2 separate regions of the Homo sapiens genome follow, and region 1 is linked to region 2. A link is an interaction called in ENCODE POLR2A ChIA-PET data of the cell type or tissue named here. Cell type or tissue: A673. All regions are shown on one strand. Links, peaks and the distances in the headings refer to the core of each region. The heading gives the core; the rest is flanking DNA.

Region 1 (5,389 bases), core at 196-5,195, 980 kb before region 2:
GATGTAAGCCACCATGCCCAGTCTATGTTTTCACTCTCTGACTCTGAGGAGATGGCACTTATGGAGAAAAAAAAAAAAATTCTGGGCTCTAAGTCTCTGTTGGTTATACCTTTTAGCTTTCATTAACTGATTATGTAACCAATTTATCTGAATTTCAGCTTCTTTATTTGTGAAATGATGGAGCTGAACCATATGACCACAGAACCCTTTCTCTTTTCACATACAAGAAATTTGGATAATTCCTCTTTGGGCCTGAAATAACAACATAAACTTTGACAAGTATTTATGTTTAATTAAAAAAAAAACTTAGTTATGTTTAATTCCTCAATTTAACTTTGGTTGACTAAAACCTCTTAGCTTTGGATTTCCTAGGGCTCGTGAATAGTACCTGATAACAAATCTGTGTAAATGAAGGTGAAACTATGCTGTCATTAGTGGCCTAAGGCTTCCTTAAGCAAGTCAGACAGTCCGGGGAGCAAACTGCTCTATACCAGACTGGCTCTCATGTTAGGTATCAACTCCTAGAAGTCACCTCCTGTGACAGAGGGCCAGATACCTGCCACTATTTCTTAATCATTGACTTAACCTATAAAGACACTGGAATGGAACCAGAGCATTTCTTTCCAGAGGAGAAGCACTGGCTGGAAAATTAATCAGCAGATTTGCTTTGTGACATGCACCCCTCCCACAGGGGAATACAGTGCAAAATACTCTTCCATATTACCATTCCCGATGCCAAAAGCCAGGTAGCCTTCCTTTATGAGTGTGGCCCAAGGATTACTTAGTGGAGAGAGACCCTGACTGTAAGTCCCATCAGGTTCTTGGCCTAATTGATGGATTAACTTGAAAATCTCCCTTCTCATGCCTGTTCTCCAACGTTTTTTTTCCCACCAACTAAATGAGGAAGTTGGGCTATTTCAACATTTTCCTAAGTAGATCAACATCTTCCAAAGAGTGTTACACTTGAAGAGTTAAATAAAATAAATCTAATGAAAAAGCGTTCCGTGGTGAAATGTTTTGGAAATAGTGCATCAAACAATGTAAACAGCTTTATTACTACAGAACTTCTTGTGGCTTCTACTGTGCAGATGTGATTTTGACTCTCATAAGGGAGTTAAAATGAACCTTTCCCAAAATTTATTTGAAAATGATTTTTATTGTTAGTGAGGGAGTATTGTGTGACAGAAACTGGGGTTCATCAAGGTTGTTTCAGCATTATGAATCCAGGAGTAAAAGGTGATGCAGTAATCATTTTAGAAGGGGGGTTGAAACATCTATCAAACCCTAATATCCTTCAAGGTCCCTGTGAAGATCCACATCCTCTGGGGAGCCACTCTGTATTTCACTGTTTTCCAACAGGAACCTTCTTCTCGACTCAATGAAGAGTTCATTGTCTATGGCCAAATGAAAAGGGAATTATCCGAGTACTTTTGAATAATTTGGTGCAGTTTTTCTTTGGCTTCTATTGACTCCCCAAGCTTCATATAATGATGTTTTTTATTCTCAATTTTCTGAAGTACAGCTGTATGAAAAAGTCAATACATAAAAATCCAAACATATAAGGCATAATAATGAAAGGAGAACTATTCATATCACAGAGAACTCTTCACTTTACAAAATGATTCCTTCCAGGGTTTATTTTAAAGAGAAAGGGAGTTGGAGACACTGAAGGAAATTCATTGATTGTACTTTTTTTTTGGGTCTAAGTTCTGCAGGAACTAGCCTTTTAGTAACTTTAGGCTTTAAAAGTATTTTCTTACATGCCTGTTTAGCCTCCTGTTAAGATTGAGGCCCTACTGAAAGCCAGTGGTTGATTCAGCATATGGAGGCTTAGAGATGGCATACCTCTATCCTCACACTGCCTCTGGCCTGCTCTTTGGCTCCCTGCTGAGCAAAGAGGACTTTCCCACTAGCAGAGATCACTGTTTGAAGGCAGCCAGACTCTCCTAGAACTTCATTATTCATTTTCCCAGGGTTGCTTGCAGCTTGGAGACTTATTTATTTTTCAGATATTATTATACTTAATTAAAAACCTTGGGAAATAAATTTTTTTTTGGCCATGCATCTGAAACATATGTTCTATTTTGCCAGCTGTCCAAGTGGCTAAGACTTTCTATCCCCTAGTTGGGAAAACTACTTTAGACAGCTACAATGAATCAAGATGTACACAAACTTGATTTTAAAGGTGTTTCCTGCCTTGTTAACCCAATCATTATAAGACAAAGGAACAGTTGGATCGTTGCTATGTTGGCAAAACGCATTAGCTTTCTTGTAAGGGTGATTTGCCACTTCAGGGATAATTAGGCCACTTAAACGCTTATCTTAGTCAATGGACTGGGAAGTCTTTATCCTTATCATGAGTGATGTGGTTCAAAGAAAATCTCAGTTCTAAATGGAGAGGCTGTTTCAGCACAAGTAGTACCTACTAGGTTGCTGGACATTTTAATCTTTAGAATTTACCAACAGCCTGGTTTATGTAGCGCCAAGACTTATCTCTAAAATATTTCTTCCTTCTCTAATTAAGTAGAATTTTCTATCATTGGTTACTCTTTTGTGTGTGTGTGTGGCAGGGGATGGGGAGGTTAAGCAATGATGTTTTGTAAATTCATAAATTTAGGGGAGGAGTAATCAATTGAAACACAAAATCCTGAAAAAAAAAATGTCCTTTCCCCGGTTCTCTTCTGCTGCTTGTTTGAGAAAAGGGAATGTAGCATTGAGTAAGGGGTGGAGAAGGGACCAAGACATCCCTGCATCCCACCCACTTACCCCTGTAGCTCAGACTTGCGGTGAGATGCAGGTGACAGGAGATGGGTGTGCTTGGCTAATTTCTCCTATGACTGTGAAACATTATTACAGTCCCAGGGAGTAGGGGAGTCCCATCCTGGCCCTGGCTCTGTGATCATGAGGCTAGCTCAACTTCTCCATTTTCTCACGGTAAAGTATTCCCATATCCCTTCCTTTCTTGGGTTACATGTGTCAATGAAGAGTCAAACTTTGTAAAACATTTAAAGAAATTTATTCTGAGCCAAATATAAATGACCATAACCCCTGACACAGCCCTCAGGAGGTCCTGAGAACATGTGCCCATGGTGGTTGAGGCACAGCTTTGTTTTATACGTTTTAGAGAGGCATGAGGCATAAATCAAATATATTTAAGAAATGCATTGGTTTGGTTCAGAAAGGCAGGACAACTCAAAGAGTGGGGGCAAAGGGGGGCTTCCAGGCTATAGGTAAATTTAAACATTTTCTGATTGACAATTGGTTGAGTTTGTCTAAAGATCTGGGATCAATAGAAAATAAATGTTCAGGTTAGGATAAAAGACTGTGGAGACCAAGGTTATTTTGATGTCTTATAGTGGCCGACCTTAGAGACAATAGATGACAAATGTTTCCAATTCAGACCTTTAAAAAGATGCTAGATGCTGACTGAATCTCTTCAGGATTGGTAGGGCCTGGAAGAAAAAGATCTAACTATGTAATTAGAGCTTCTTTACAGATTCACATTTTCCCACAAAGGACAGCTTGGCGGGGCCATTTCAAGATCTGGCAAATAAACAAGTTTTGGGGTAAAATATTTTGATTTTCTTGCTTGTCTCATAATGTTATGCCAGATTCAGGGTGGAAAGAAAGTCACAATATATAGGGCTAAATAAAACCTGTCTGACAAGAATTTATGGTTTGTAGGGCATGACTCCCCAGACCTTTTAGATAGGAATTTGGGCAAGATTAAAAAAAAATTGGAGCTTAGTCCTCACACAGAATGTTGTAAATATATGTTTAAAAAATATATTTATACAATACTTTTATAAAAACATGTATTGTAAATAAAGCTGGCATTCTACCGAGACTGTATATTTGAAAAGTATAGATTATGATGATTAATGGACAAGGAGCATGAATTTTTCTTTGCTTCTTTTATATTCTGTTTGATGTACATGGAAGGAACACAGGTATCAGAATTGGACCCATCTGGTTTTGAATTCTGACTTTGCTAATTACAGAACTCAGTTTCCTCACCTATAAAACAGAGATAGTGATATCTCTTTCATGGGGTTATTATGAAAACTTGGGAAATTCTATTGCTTTGAATTGCATTCTCCGGATTTGTGACAAGCAACCTTTTCCTAATATCTTTTCCCCCACTTTGGGTCAGTGGGAGGATCTGTGGTGCTGGTGATGTTTTATATCTTGATCTGAGAGGGGGTTACATGTGGAGAATTTATTTTATGAAAAATTATTGAGCTGTACATTTAAGGTCTCTGCCTATATGTTATTTGTAGTAAACGGTTTGCTAGATAAATACCATTTTTATTTAAAAAATTCAATGCTGGATGGCTAGAAAGTTTCTGTAGGCCATAATTAAAAGACACGTCATTATTCCAGAAATCCTAAAATGTAGACAAAAGAAGAATACAACTTACAATTCAGCACTCATGTATTCATGCATTCATGTATTGTTTTCATTGTGATATAACTGATAAACAAAATGTATAGAGTTTAAATGTACAATTCAATAAGTTTTGATACCTATATACATTCATGAAATTAGAGCCCCAATCAAGATATAGACCATTTCTATCACTGCTTCAAGTTTCCTTGTGTTTCTTTCCAGTCAATGGCCTACCTAGAGGAAACCAATTGTTCTTTATGTCCCATTGAATTAGTAGCGCTTGTCCTTGAACATCTTAAATAGAATAATACAGCATATATATGCTTGTATTTGTCTTCCTTCACTTGTCATAATGTTTTTGATACTCATTCAAGTGTTGAATGTACTAATAGTTAATCTTTTATTTTATTAATATACCACATTTATGTATCTATTTCCCTATTATTGAATATTTGGGTTGTTTCTAGTTTGGGGTTATTATGAAGAAAACTGTTCAACATTCCTGCACAAGTCTTTCTTGAAATGTGACTTGTCTAAGAAATCTTTGCTTAACTTCAGGTGATAAAGATAATTTCCTGCATTTTCTTTTAGAAGCTTTATCTTTTTCTTTTATGTTTATGTCTATGATCTATCAAATTAATTTTTGTGCATACTGTGAGGTAGGGATCAAAGTTCATTTTTTTCCAGCTGCATTTGTTGAATGAAACCTTTTCTTTCCTCATTGTATTACCTTGCCTCACCTATTGACTGTCAACCAGCTGTAAGTGTGTAGGTCTATGTCTGGGCTTTCTATTCTGTTTTGTTGATCTCCTTACTTACTCTTATGCCAATAATACATGGCCTTGATTACTGTAGTTTTAGTGTAAGTCTCATTATGTAGTGAATATCTATGTATGTATGTATGTATCTCTCTATCTATCTTTAGGTAATGCTAATGCATTTGTAAACCTCTCTACAATGGAGATGAACTGCATCTAGTGTCCTAGGTGGTAACTTAAT
Region 2 (5,389 bases), core at 317-5,316:
TTAATAAGAGCACATATGCTAATGTATTGGACATATGCTTTTGCAACTAAAAGTTGCTATTCACCTTTCTTTCGGGGAGGGAATGCCAGGATAATTTTCTTCTAGATAAATCACGACCCGCACTCTTAGCCTCTGTGCTGCAAGTTGGGCTCAATTTCCACTCAAGAGTGGACCATGTGCCTGGTCTAAACTTATCACAATATCTTGTTTTCCTGACATTATGCTTGATTCAAGGATGACCTTAAGGCCCAATCAGAATCAAAGACAAAATGAGACTTTTGTTTTGTTTGTTTTGTTTTGTTTTGAGACAGAGTCTCACTGTTGCCCAGGTTGGAGTGCAGTGGCGCGATCTCGGCTCACTGCAGCCTCGAACTCACAATGAGACATTTTTAGAGACTTCTGGATAAGAGACTTATTACTGAAAGGAGTTGCTGCTGACATCTTTTGTCTCTGCAGAGAAGGCCAGACTGGGAATGTTGCAATTTCAGGTTAAGAGATATGGAGCAAGAGAAACCTCGCCACAGGGACCCAGTTTTACTCCCTGAATTAAGCCATAGCTGAAGCCATCTCTACTGCAGTATTTATAAATTACACAGACAAATTATTTTTTGCTTAGGAAAGTTATCTGGTCACTTGGAAATGAAAGATTTATCACATCACATAGCTTAGAAAGACTATGGATGCCTGGAAGACCTGGACCAACACTGAGTTGGGATGCGCACACCAGCTAGAGCAGCACTGTTATTGACGTTGTTGTCATCATCATTCTAGCTAAGGTTGCCTTTTAAGTGACATGAGGAATATCTGTTTTAATTATCTCAGCAATTCTGAGGCTATGACTATCCCCATTTTTCAGATGAGGACACTAAGCCCTGCCTTTTAACCACTGTGGTATTCACACTAGAACCAGGTTTCCAAGATTAGCTATCAGTAGTCTTTTGAATCACATTCAGGGTTTTTTAAATACTCCAGATTTTTCCTTCAAGTATCTGTTCAATGTGTTCAGTTCTGAAGCTGTTATCAATTCAACCACTGATCTGCTCTTCTTTCCCCTCTCCAGCTGAAAAGAATCTCTCTCTGTCCTCTAGGCTCATTTAGCAATTTAGCCATCAATTATAACTTACATACAGATTTAGATATAAATATAGACAGATAAATACATAAATAAATATATAGTTATACACACACAAACATCTCTTTCTATCTATATATCTTATCTATCTATCTATCTATCTAAATTTGTAGTTTCTCATATGTTTTAAGAGTGAGTCTTGGTACCAGAAAACATGGATTGGCATCACTGCTTCATAAAGGCTTGTTGTATGGCCTTAGGCAAACTATTTAAACTATCTCATCAGAAATATGCTCAAAATAATACCCAAGCCATGATATTGCTGGGAAGATTAGATAGTTTGAGAAAGAACTTTACAACCTGCAAAATTCTGTATAAGAGATTATTATATTTATTTTTACTCCCCATAGCACTGAAGCTCTAGATGTAGTTGGAGCTCAATAAATATTTGTGGAATGGGATTCAATTCAGGGGTGAGTGACAGCCTATATAAGTAAGAAAAGAGATAAGAATCTCTTGTTGGCTTTGATGGCATCCCACCTTCCCATCTATACATGTCACTTTTTCTTTTTTGCCTCTTTCTTACTACTGTTTACCCTTCATGCTCTATGTTATATACCTCTGATTTCTTCACCCCTTCATTTTTTTTAGCAAACTCCAGGAACATGTCAGAGACATGCTGGTGACTTTCTAGACTAACAGGCTAGTGATTCTGAGTTAAACTTTGCAAATTATTTATTCACAATCACAATATGCTCAAACTGTCTTTGGAAGTTGCACTAACAACTTTCTGATTGACAGGGTAGGTGCCTTTGCCAAGTACTCCTATGGCCAGAAATTAATCACCAGACTTAGGGTGATGAACTAACTATTGGTGGTCATGAATGCAGTTAACATACGCTAGAAAACAATAACATGCACTAGAAACCAAGGGACTTCATTCCATTATCTTCTACCGTATGCAACTTTTTATGATTCCTTTTTTAGTCCATCAGGATAATGCACTGTAAATCATCTGCTAGACAAGGCATCTACAAAGCTCTATTAATTCATCATAAATACACACATGTGATTGTGCACATAGTATGGTTATCATTTCTGAACTCTAAATATATTAAGTTTAACTGATATTCTTCAGCCCAATTGCCCCCATGCACAAATTTGCACAGTCTTCCAAAGGTAGCTAATTAATGAAGGACATTTTTAATATTTGCTGAGTATTGCTATTTATGTGTTATTAGAAAATGCACCCCTACCTCTGATTTCCCCTTTAATAGGAAGATGGCTTTCAGTTTGGCACGCACAATTTCTCTCATGCTGATGTAAAAAGTAGTTGAATTATGAGGCTTAATGGCATTTAGCATCTTTAATCTCCCTACTCACAGTTCTGCTGGTTATTTAGCCAGGGGAGTTCTTGTGGAAATACGCAGCATCTTGGTTTATAGTAGCAAACCAATAAGCAAATGTACCTGTATTTGAAGTGACAATGCCATTGAAGTTTTGGTCACCAGCTCTAAAGCTTCAAATCAGAGAAAAGGGCTTGTGCTTGGAATAGTGCCTCTTTACATTTTTACTTTCTTATTCTCCATCACTTTGTGGGAACTAGATAAAAGATGACTAGGGACAGGGCCATTACTTTCTTTGATGGCTTCAATATATCAGAAGGGGGCAGCCTTTCGTGTAAAGTTCCTCAAATGGGAATACTCTCTTTTATAGCTAGCCACCAGCTGTGAAATTGAGACTAGTCAGGAAATCAGTGAAGAAGAGGAAAATTTAGGCATGGCCCTGGGAAAAGAGGGAAGAGAAGAAAATGACAACTTTTTTTTCTGGTGTCTTTGACAGTTTAATAACATCTCTTTCATGGTGGAACACATGAGCTATCTGTGCCATGGCTCCAGGAAATATAGTCAAGTCCAACATACGTGTTTCTGAACACTAGCTTTGAGAATATAATCAACACGGCAAAAATTATAGAGTATCTGAGAGACAGAAAATTCAAATAGGGACCTCTTTCTATATTGGCTCTCTACAATATCATTAAAAAAATGGTCCTGAAGCAATCTCTTTGATAAATCAACAACTATAATATCTGATATTTTGGTAAGCTGTATGAGGATACAATTTTTTGATCTGTTTCGTTCTCTTTTGCCACTTCAGTGCCTACAAAAGCTAGCGTAAGATAGGTACTCTGTAAATATTTATTGATCAATGTGCAATAAAAACACTGGAGAGAAGTATTTCATTTCAACTCCTTCCTTCTGAAGAGCACAAAGGCTTTGGAGTAAAATACCCAGAAATAAATCTGCCTTTTTAAAATCAAGAATTCTTTGAGAAGTTGTCACAAAATATCAGAAATTAACTGAAATGAATTTAACTGAAATGCATTTTTATTTTTACTTTTATACTTTTCTAGTAAAATGTAAAGAGTTATACAAATTTAGAAGAATATATCTCTTTCTATTTATCTATATCTATTTTTATATCCATCCTTTTCAAATGATAAATTGCATTATGACCTATTACTAAATATTCCCTGAATAATTAGCTTTTCTTGGCAAAGTTTATTGCTGTTCGGTTTGGTTTAACGTGTATATTTCACTTTATACTTTGAATGATAATTTAGAATCATAGCCATAAGTCACAAAGTTTAAAGAAAAGTGAAAAATAAACTGAATAAGAGTTAACAGTAATTCTGGTTGTTACAGATCTTCTCAGGTTTAACAACGTAAAATATGACTTAGGTTAGGAAAGGTTTGGAAAAAATGTTTTTAATTTGACAAGGGCCTCTAAATATAACTCACTTTATATAGCAATGTCCCATTTCCATAACCTTAATTGCTTTCTCTTTCTTCCTTTTCTTTCACTCCCTCTCATCTCCGCATTATTCTCTTTATGTATTTTGCATTCAAAGCCACCTACTTTCGAAACTTACTGCCTAGAAGCAGATAGTGAATGTTTCAGAATTTGTGTTTCTTGAAACAGCATTTTTTTCATAGCTGAATTATAATAACTGGAGAAATCTGAGGATCTGAAGGTTGCAGTAATTTAGTAAAAGAGATCTGGAATCATTTTCCCAGTGAAAATACCAGCTGTACTATGAGGGCTGATTTTTCTTCTTTGATGAATTCTACACTGTGAAAGATACATAAGGTGAGTGGGATACCAGGAAAGGACAAGGAAGAAGGAACGTGGCTTCTAGCCCAGCACTTTGGTCTCATTTCCATTTATGAGGACAGAGATTTGTCAGCACATCAGCCTATCTTGGGAAGACTGCTCATTGGACGAATGTTTAGATACAGTAAGAACATTAGATCCAACATTATATGTGAAGATATTGATTTGATTTAAAAAGGAGAAAGAGAAAGAGAGAGAGAGAGAGATGGAGAGACAGAGAGACAGGACCAAGCTGATTGAAGCAAAGCCAACTGGCTGTTAGTTTGCAGGGACTCTCAGTAAGCTCTTTGCAAAAGGTAGCATAGTGCAGTGGTTTAGACTAACGCACAGATATACCTCTGTCGATGGACAACTTTGGTTCAAATCCCAGTTTCTCTCTTTACTAGTATTATAACCCTGGGCAAGTTATTTGCTCAAGAGATACATCTGCCTCAGCCTCCTGAGGAGCTGGGACTACAGGCACACATGCACCACCATGCCCAGATAATTTTTTTTTTTTTTGGAGAGACATGGTCTCGCTTTGTTGCCGAGACTGGTCTCGAGCTCCTGGCTTCAAGCAATCCTCCCACCTCAGCTTTCCAAAGTGTTAGGATTACCGAGACGAGCCACTGCACCCAGCCTAAACCACTACTTTAGGCAGTAATCTACCTCACTTAATCACCCAATGCTATGGCATAAACCTTGGGCATATGGCTCTAGTCACATTCCTTTAGGAATATTCTCAGTTGCACTTAGTACCAGAACACAATAATTACTAAACATTTAGAACTTCATTGGAGAGTAGGTACATGTCTTTTCCAGAGAATGTCTCGAGTAGCTAACATATCACTAAGACGGTATTTTTTACAAAGCACACGCTCACTGGGAAGGTGTTCACTTTATTCTCGAATGCTTAAAGAATGCATTGAAATTCAGCTTTATAAATGTGCCTCAACTATGGGCTTCCTGGTAACCAACATGGAAACCAAACTTGCCAAATGAGGAGTGTTTTCTTTGGGAAGACAGTCGAATGAGGAGTCAAAACTGTGGATGTGTTAAAGCATGTTACATCATACATGTAGCCATGCCCAAAAGCTAAGCACTACATAGCCAGACAGAAAACATTTTTTCCTTCACTTTCAGATATAAATTATCACCTGTAAC

Evidence for each region. Peaks named below come from ENCODE experiments on the same cell type or tissue, not always from the same donor. Only the 100,000 strongest peaks of a DNase experiment are listed, where the experiment ranks them.
Region 1: POLR2A ChIA-PET joins it to region 2 with 5 read pairs; 1 of 35 experiments calls an interaction of 5 or more read pairs at or near these places.

What each region holds. Positions count from the first base shown.
Region 1 is chr18:51,601,438-51,606,826 of GRCh38, forward strand. No RefSeq gene overlaps it. Among named protein-coding and RNA genes, the nearest start is that of LINC01630, 210 kb to the left of the region's middle. In A673, for the core only: no CTCF peak of the experiment used is centred there; a DNase peak (open chromatin) is centred at 2,284.
Region 2 is chr18:52,579,974-52,585,362 of GRCh38, forward strand. All of the region lies in intron 1 of DCC (DCC netrin 1 receptor), which reads left to right. Among named protein-coding and RNA genes, the nearest start is that of DCC, 240 kb to the left of the region's middle. In A673, for the core only: a CTCF peak has its summit at 2,743 (motif pointing right); a DNase peak (open chromatin) is centred at 2,758; H3K27ac peaks cover 100 bases.